Regions from separate parts of the Homo sapiens genome. Here region 2 is linked to region 1. Evidence: chromatin contacts called from ENCODE Hi-C or POLR2A ChIA-PET data. All regions are on one chromosome and are shown on one strand. Each heading gives the region's core, a stretch centred on a gene start or an enhancer-like site at or near the end of the contact. The rest is flanking DNA. Distances are from core to core; before and after follow the strand shown. Region 1 holds the start of RPN1 (ribophorin I). Region 2 has its middle 27 kb from the start of RAB7A.

What was found. Hi-C counts contacts between places; a loop is a spot of excess contacts on that map. ChIA-PET counts read pairs that join two places held with the same protein, here RNA polymerase II (POLR2A). Pooled maps may share reads with other maps.
Region 2: a pooled map shows a loop between it and region 1 (2.3-fold over the local background). The contact joins the enhancer-like site here to the promoter of RPN1 in region 1. A Hi-C loop is called at or near these places in 35 of 168 maps with a recorded cell type or tissue (A673, B cell, CD14-positive monocyte and 28 more), 31 of 37 single-sample maps with no recorded cell type and 41 of 50 pooled maps. POLR2A ChIA-PET finds 5 or more read pairs at or near these places in 40 of 52 experiments (A549, AG04449, AG04450 and 30 more).

The regions. Positions count from the first base shown.
Region 1 is chr3:128,649,231-128,653,716 of GRCh38, forward strand. RPN1 (ribophorin I) reads right to left here and starts at 1,588. Exons shown (of 10, transcript NM_002950.4): 1 at 1,310-1,588. The coding sequence starts at 1,570. RefSeq lists enhancers at 812-881, 1,552-1,821, 1,982-2,061 and a silencer at 1,032-1,301.
Region 2 is chr3:128,697,168-128,701,715 of GRCh38, forward strand. No RefSeq gene overlaps it. Among named protein-coding and RNA genes, the nearest start is that of RAB7A, 27 kb to the right of the region's middle. Within about 2 kb of position 1,269, at least 21 of the 41 ENCODE cell types and tissues checked have a DNase peak (open chromatin) inside an H3K27ac peak, as active enhancers do; they include ascending aorta, dorsolateral prefrontal cortex, gastrocnemius medialis and 6 more, where a contact is called at or near this core.

The DNA of each region.
Region 1 (4,486 bases), core at 338-2,837:
GAGAAAAAATAAAAACAAGATAAAATAAGTACATTAACCTAGCTCGCAGGCATGATGGCAGGATAGCCGAGCTCCTGCTGTGGTCCACTTATACTGTAACAAGCTCATTAAATCACAACTGGCTTCTATAAAGAACGGGATTTAACATTCAAGACATTCAAAGATGGCAAGGCAAATTTACATGAAGTTTTGATCTATCTTTCCACAAGCCTTTGAGTAAAACTTTATTTCATCATGGACAACGCATGAAAGAAAATAGGAGTCATTTCAGAAACGTAATCTCTATAAACCCATCTTTATAGCTCCATATTCAGTCAGAGAACGAAGTGTGCTTAGAAGAAATGTGACACTATAATGACTATTCTCTCAACAAATAATTAGGTAATCATTTAATGAAATTGTTTAACAACAATAGTAATAAAAACCAAACCTCTGTGTATGTACATTCCCTTTACTCCCAAACCCAACATTTTCTTTGGTGATCACTGAAATACCTGGAAACATTTAAGCCAAACACAGCCATTTATTGCCGAGGTGTAAGAATGAGAAGCAGCAGGGGGAAGGGAGAAAATTGGACTTTCCTTTTCTGTACAGCATAAGAGAACTTATATTACGTGCAGGAGTTTTAAAACTAACTTTAAAAAGAGTTTTAACATTTAGAAAGCGTTCACTAGGAACCTTAAAATGCATCACATTCATAGGGATTTCAAGTGATTACCAACTTAAAAATGCGAAACCTGTTACATTTCTGATGGTTCTCTATGTCTAGAAAGAAGCACCTACAACGGACCAGATACTGAATTAAGAGAATGAAATTCACTTTAATTCATTTATTTGTCCTCTACTTGAGCCACCTCGTCGGGCCGTGAGAAATGAAGTCTGGCGCCCGCTGGCACCGGGCCGAGGGGCTGCCGCGCTCGCCTTACGGAAGGGAGGTGCGTTCTACCGGCCCGAGGTCTCCCGAGCGGTGCCGAGAACGGCCCAAACAGGGGCAAGCTCCGAGGCTGGTCGGCCGCGGATCCCAGCAGCTGCCCACGTGAGCAGCGACCCGCGCGGGGGCAGGCCGGTGCTGACGTGGCCCAGGCAGGAGGGCGGGCGCGCACCGGGGGCAGCGGAGGCGCCGGGGCCCCTGGCCACCCAGGACTCCTCGCGGGCCCCGAGGCAATCCCACGGACCCCCTGTGCCCCGCCCGCCGCCCGGGTCTCCGCATTTCCTGAGGCCTAGAGGGGCGCGGGCGGAGTCGGGGGACCGCCAGGAAGGGAGGCGGGAAGGGTCCCGGGAGCGGCGGCGAGGGGTCGCCCACACTCACCTGCACGCCCAGGTGCGCCAGCCGGGCCTCGAGCTCAGGCTCCAAAGCCAGCAGGAAAGAGGTAGCTCGGGACGTGGAGCCGCCGCCCAGGTGCGCCAGGACCACCTCGGCCGTCACCTTAGCCAGGTGGCTGCTTAGGTCCACTGTGCGCTTCACGTCCTCATTGATCAGCGGCGGTGCCTCGGAGGAGGCGCTGCCCGGCGCCGGGGCCCAAGTCCCAAGCAACAGGAGCAGAAACAAGCCGGCGGCTGGCGCCTCCATGACCGGGAAGAGCAGTGCGCCAGGGCGGGTAGGGCCCGGGCGCGGTAGCCCGCCCTCCCGCCACTGAGCAGCCGTTCATTGGGCAAGGGCTGGTGACACAAGATGGCGGCGCCGAACAAGGAAGGACCCTGTCTCCGGGGCAACCGGGAAGCCGACCCGGCGCCTGATTGCTAAAGCCCTCTCAGAGCTGCTCGGGATATCCTTCTGTTCGTAGTGCGAGTGTACTTACTTTTTTTTTTTTTTTTTTTTTTTTTTTTTTTTTTTTTTGAGACGGAGTCTCGCTCTGTCGCCCAGGCTGGAGTGCAGTGGCACGATCTCAGCTCACTGCAAGCTCCGCCTCCCGGGTTCACACCATTCTCCTGCCTCAGCCTCCCGGGTGGCTGGGACTACAGGCGCCCGCCACCACGCCCGGCTAATTTTTTTTTATATTTTTAGTAGAGATGGGGTTTCACTGTGGCCTCCATCTCCTGACCTCGTGATCCGCCCACCTCGGCCTCCCGAAGTGCTGGATTACAAGCGTGAGCCACTGCGCCCAGCCGCGAGTGTACTTATTATTACTAGTTTTCACTTACCTAATTTTTACAGGAGCGGCCCTTGCCTAGGTCTCTACTCTCTCCTACCATTCTTCCTGTCCAATAATTCTGCTCGTTTTGCTCCTTAAAACAGTGAAATTTTGCTCAGATTGAGAAAGTAAAAGTTGGCCTTCCCCAACATCCACGGATGAATGCTAAAATTAGTAGGCAGAACTTGAAGCCGAAACAGGATATATGCAAAGTTTCAAAACATCTCTACTAAAATGTTTAGTAATTAGGCCGGGCACGGTGACTCACGCCTGTAATTCCAGCGCTTTAGGAGGCCGAGGCGGGTGGATCACCTGAGGTCAGGAGTTCGAGACCAGCCTGGCCAACATGGTGAAACCCCGTCTATACTAAAGATACAAAAAATTAGCCGGGCGTGGTGGCAGGCGCCTGTAATTCCAGCTACTTGGGGTGGCTGAGGCAGGAGAATCGCTTGAACCTGGGAGGCGGAGGTTGCAGTGAGCTAAGATCGCGCCATTGCACTCCAGCCTAGGCGACAGGGTGAGACTCCTTCTCAAAATAAATAAATAAATAAATAAAATAAAATTAGCCGGGTGTGGTGGTGCGTGCCTGTAATCCCAGCTACTCCAGAGGCTGAGGTACCAGAATCATTTGAACCCGGGAGGCAGGAGATGCAGTGAGCCAAGATCGTGCCACTGCACTCCAGCCTGGGCGACTGGGCGAGACTCCCTCTCAAAAGGAAATTAAAAAATAAAAATAAAATGTTTAGTAATTACAAAGGAAAAAATAGTTTACAGTGGAGAATCCTGGCAGGCACCACTTTAAACAAGTGATCAAAGTTAACATCACCACATATAAAATATAGTAACATTAGGTATCTACTAATAGGATCCATTGAGAAAGGCACATCACTTCTGTGGTATTGCCACAAAATTATTGAAAATCCATTACCTCAATCTAGTCATAAATATCAGACAAGGCCAGGCACAGTGGCTCATGCCACCAATCCCAGCACTTTGGGAGGCCAAGTAGGGAGGATCCCTTGAGCCAAGGAGTTCAAAACTAGACCGGGCAACAGGGTAAAACCCCATCTCTACAAAAAATCAAAAATCAGCCGGGCCTGGTGACAAGTGCCTGTGTTACAGGAAAGGGGTCTGGATCCTGACCCCAAGAGAGGGTTCCTGGATCTCACGCAAGAAAGAATTCAGGATGAGTCCGCAGTGCAAAGTGAAAGCAAGTTTATTATTTTTTATTTTATTTATTTATTTATTTGAGATGGAGTCTCGCTCTGTTGCCCAGGCTGGATTGCAGTGGCGCAGTCTTGGCTCACAGCAACCTGTGCCTCCCGGGTTCAAGCAATTCTCTGCCTTAGCCTCCCAAGTAGCTGCGATTACAGGCGCCCGCCACCACGCCCGGCTAATTTTTGTATTTTTAGTAGAGACGGGGTTTCAACATCTTGGCCAGGCTGGTCTTGCACTCCTGACCTCGTGACCCACCTGCCTCAGCCTCCCAAAGTGCTGGGATTACAGGCATGAGCCACCGCCCCCAGCCAGCAAGTTTATTAAGAAAGTAAAAGAATAAAAGAATGGCTACTCCATTGACAGAGCAGCCCGAGGACTGCTGGTTGCCCATCTTTATGGTTATTTCTTGATGATATGCTATACAAGGGGTGGATTATTCATGCCTCCCCTTTTTAGACCATATAGGATAACTTCCTGATGTTGCCATGGCATTTGCAAACTGTCATGGCGCTGGTGGGAGTGTAGTAGTGAGGACTCATTGCCATTTTGGTTTTGGTGGGTTTTGGCCGGCTCCTTTACCGCAACCTGTTTTATCAGTAAGGTCTTTATGACCAGTATTTTGTGCCGACCTTCTATCTCATCCTGTTGAGAGGTGACAGCGTGCGCCCTCCCTCGCTCTCGGCGCCTCCTCGGCCTTGGCGCCCACTCTGGCCGCGCTTGAGGAGCCCTTCAGCCCACCGCTGCACTGTGGGAGCCCCCTTCTGGGCTGGCCAAGGCCGGAGCCGGCTCCTTCAGCTTGCAGGGAGGTGTGGAGGGAGAGGCGCGAGCGGGAACCGAGGCTGCGCACGGCGCTTGCGGGCCAGCTGGAGTTCTGGGTGGGCCTGGGCTTGGCGGGCCCCGCACTCGGAGCGGCCGGCCGGCCGGCCCTGCCAGCCCTGGGCAATGAGGGGCTTAGCACCCCGGCCAGCGGCTGCGGAGGGTGTGCTGGGTCCCCCAGCAGTGCCGGCCCACGGGCGCTGCACTCGATTTCTCGCCGGGCCTTAGCTGCCTCCCCGCAGGGCAGGGCTCGGGACCTGCAGCCCGCCATGCCTGAGCCTCCCCCTCCTCCGTGGGCTGCTGTGCGGCCCCAGCCTCCC
Region 2 (4,548 bases), core at 19-2,518, 48 kb after region 1:
CTCTGCTAAAAATACAAAAAATTAGCCGGGCGTGGCGTGGTGGCACGCTCCTGGAGTCCCAACTGCTTGGGAGTCTGAGGCAGGAGAATCGCTTGAACCCAGGAGGCGGAGGTTGCAGTGAGTGGAGATCGTGCCATTGCACTCCAGCCTGGGCAACAGAGCGAGACTCTGTCTAAAAAAAAAAAAAAAAATTTAAAGATACCAGTCTGGGCAACAAAGTGAGACTCCATCTCTACATAAAATTAAAAAATAAAATAAAAAATTTAAAAAATACGAAAAGTAACCACAATAGAATACTGAATCTCCAAGAACACATCACCAGCTTCTATAACATAAACTAGTGGCCAATCTTGTTTCTTCACTGCCTGTGAGAACACAGGACTTCCTGTGTCCTCATTGTCCTCATTTATTCTGAAGCAAATCGCTTTTTTTCTTCTTCTTCTTTTTGAGACAGAGTCTCGCTCTGTCGCCAGGCTGGAGTCCAATGGCCCAATCTCGGCTCACTGCAACCTCCGTCTCACGGGTTCAAGAAATTCTCCTGCCTCAGCCTCCGGAGTAGCTGGGACTACAGGCGGCGCGCCACCATGCCTGGCTAATTTTTGTATTTTTAGTAGAGACGGGGTTTCACCATGTTGGCCAGGATGGTCTCGATCTCCTTACCCCGTGATCTGCCCGCCTCGGCCTTCCAAAGTACTGGGATTACAGGCGTAAACCACCGCGCCCGGCCTTTTTTTTTTTTTTTTTTTTTTTTTTTTTGAGACAGAGTCTTGCTTCGTCGCCCAGGCTGGAGTGCGCGATCTCGGCTCACTGCAACCTCCGCCTCCCGGGTTCAAACGATTCTTCTGCCTCAGCCTCCCGGGTAGCTGGGACTACAGGCTCGTGCCACCACGCCCAGCTAATTTTATATTTTTAGTAGAGACGGAGTTTCGCCATATTGGCCAGGTTGGTCTCGAACTCTCGACCTCGTGATCCGCCTGCCTCGGCCTCCCAAAGTTCTGGGATTACAGGCGTGAGCCACCACGCCCGGCCGCGAATCACATTTTTAAAAATTGCTGGAAGAACGCCCTTCCCCGCTCCCGCCTCGGTGACAAACAGGCTTCCCAGGGCCCAGAAGGCTGTACGCAGACGCCACCACCCTGGCCCCTGCACTCCTGCGTGAGCGACTTCCATTCGGGACGGCTCAGCCGCCCGCTACCGCAGCCTTCCCGCCTGGGTCTCCCACAGGCCTCCCGGGGCACCTAGAACTGCGTGCCTCACGCGGGCCCCGCTGGGCTCCTCACCCGCTCAGCCACTGCCACCTGCCTGGGACCCTCCCCCTGCGGAGCGGGATGTTTGGCGGGGAGAAATGCGGAGGGGAACCCTAGGCTGGCGGCTTTCCTCCTTCCGCAGAACCCACGGTCCTGATCTCCGGCCGCCTCCTTCTGACCCGGGGTTCTGGCCCCCTCCTCCCCCAGGACCTCAGCGCGGCACCCCACCCACCACCCCCCGCCCCCAACCCAGGCCAGCTGTCTCTTTTTCCTCAGGGGTCGGGCTCCCAGCCTCTGCCCTCCACAACCACCCGCCTGCCTCACCAGGGCCCAGCCTGGCCCCTGGGAGCGGCCACAGCGCCGAGCCGTTTTTCCCCCGACAACAGCAGCCCGGAGCCTGAGCTGCCATTCCCGTCCCGCTGGGGACCCAGCGTCGCTTGGGGAGGGCTGGCCGCAGGCTGCGGGGTGGAGGCTGCTCCAGCCGCCTAAGGGTGCCTGCAGAAGCTTCTCCCGGCGCCCTCCCCTCTCCAGCCCCGGGCAGCTCACACGCCTCAGGTTTTTTCTTTACCTTCCCCTTTCTCCCGGAACCACTTGAGGATAGGTTAAAGACATCTTTTTGCTTAACCCCTACCTTCAAGGTTTATTTCCTAAGAACAAAGCCATTCTGTTAGAAACCCCGTCTCTACTAAAAATACAAAAATTAGCCGGGCGTGGTGGCGCGCGTCTGTAATCCCAGCTGCTCCGGAGGCTGAGGCAGGAGAATCGCTTGAACCCGGGAGGCGGAGGTTGCAGTGAGCCGAGATCACGCCACTGCACTCCAGCCTGGGCGACAGAGTGAGACTCTGTCTCAAAAAAATAAAATAAAATAAAATAAAAAGATACAATACCGTTACATAATTCACAGTCCATGTTCAGTTTGTTCAATTGTCCCAACAATATCCTTTGTGGCTTTTCCCTGCCTAGTCCATCCAAGATCCATTAAGGTGCATTGCATTTTGTTGTCACACCTCTTTAGTCTCTTAATCCAGAAGAGTTTATCAGCCTTTGTCTTTTCTAATCTTGATTTTTAATTTATATTTTATTTATTATTATTATTATTATTAATTATTTTGAGACAGAGTTTCGCTCTTGTTGCCCAGGCTGGAGTGCAATGGCTCACTGCAACCTCTGCCTCCCGGGTTCAAATGATTCTGCTGCCTCAGCCTTCCGAGTAGCTGGGATTACAGCTTGGTGTTGAGAACATTCAGTATCCCAGACAGGGTCTCACTGTACTACCCAGGCTGGGGTGCAGTGGCTATCGTACACTACTGCCTCGAACCCCTGGGCTCAAGCACACTTCCTGGCTCCGCCTCCCAAGGAGCTGGGACTACAAACACGTGACACTCGTGCAGGCTTCATGATTGTAGTTTAGCACAATATTACGAATGTTAAATGTGATCATTTGGTTAAGGTGGGGTCTACCAGATTTTTCCACTGTAAAGTTATTATTTTATTTTATTTTACTGGTTTTTTGAGACAGAGTCTCGCTCTGTCACACAGGCTGGAGTGCGGTGACACGGTCTCAGCTCATTGCAACCTCCCACTCCTGGATTCAAGTGATTCTCCTGTCTCAGCCTCCCAAGTAGCTGGGACTACAGGTGCTCGCCACCACGCCCAGCTAATTTTTGTATTTGTAGTAGAGATAGGGTTTTACCATGTTGGTCAGGCTGGTCTTGAACTCCTGACCTCAGGTGATCCACCCATCTTGGCCTCCCAAAGTGCTGGGATTACAAGCGTGAGCCACCACGCCCAGCCAAATTATTATTTTACAATTCACAATTGTACACACATATTTTGAGACCAACGTGTTTTTTGTTTGTTTGTTTTTTTGAGACCGAGTCTCACTCTGTCGCCCAGGCTGGAGTGCAGTGGTGTGATCTCGGCTCACTGCAACCTCTGCCTCCCAGGTTCAAGCAATTCTCCTGCCTCAACCTCTCAAGTAGCTGGGACTACAGGCACATGCCACCAGGCCCTGCTGATTTTTGTATTTATAGTAGAGATGGGGTTTCACCGTGTTGGCCAGAGTGATCTTGAACTCCTGACCTCAGCTGATCCACCTACCTCAGCTTCCCAAAGTGCTAGAATTACAGGCGTGAGCCACCAAGCCTGGCCTCCAACATGCTTTGTTGTTGTGTTTTTTGTTGGTGGTGGTGGTGGTGGTTTTGTCGTTGTTGTTGTTGTTGTTTTGAGACGGAGTCTCACTCTGTTGCCCAGGCTGGAGTGCAGTGGTGCAACCTCAGCTCACTGCAAGCTCTGCCTCCCGGGTTCACACCATTCTTCGGCCTCAGCCTCCTGAATAGCTGGGACTACAGGCGCCCGCCAACACGGCCGGCTAATTTTTTTGTATTTTTAGTAGAGACGGGGTTTCACCGTGTTACCCAGGATGGTCTCGATCTCCTGACCTCGTGATCCGCCCGCCTCAGCCTCCCAAAGTGCTGGGATTACAGGTGTGAGCCACCATGCCTGGCCTGTTGTTGCTTTTTAACTAAGTAGGGGAATGAAAAGGATGCACCTCGGAAGAGGGTTTGGTAAAAAGTTTGCTTCTGGGATCCACTCTCCTCTCACTCACCTAGTTCCCAGATCCCTCTGTCATACTTACCATTGCTCTCTTCCAGCCCATCCATTTCTGCCCTGGATATCTTCAGAGCCAGTGGCTGAATGAGGCCTTGGGGAGCATTTCTTCAAACTTAGGGCCTAAAAGATGCTAGGGCAATGGTTCTCAAAAAGGTTTTAGTATCTAAAACAGATAAAAGGGAAGTTGTTTTGGCGGGAGCAAGAGCAGGGGGCTGCAGCCACCCCCAGAAGACCTTCTCCCCAACTAGCTGGCCTCTGAAGTACCCCATTCCACACCCTGGGAAAGTATGGAAATCTCTGGCTTATCAGGCACACCAGTGGCATCTAGCTCCTCAGGAAGGCTGGCTTGGACCTTACCCACCTCTCGTATGCTGCTTCATACAACATTGGCCTGAGTCCTGGGGCCAATGGCTTTTGAGAAAGAACTCGGCCTGTCATCAGGCAGCATCCCCATCCCCCTGCACCATCACTGCTGCTCTTTCTGTACTGTCTTCCTGGAATGCAGACTGCAGGCCAGAGACTGCACAAGGAAAAGCAGCAGAGACCCAGCCAGCCCATCTCTCCTCTCTGCCCTGGAACCTGAATGCAGCTGCTTTCCTCCAACCTGCACCATTGAGGAAGCAGCCAGGTTGGAGACTCAGGCGGAGGGCCTGGCAGATTTCCTGAGTGCTCTCTGCAACAGACCAGG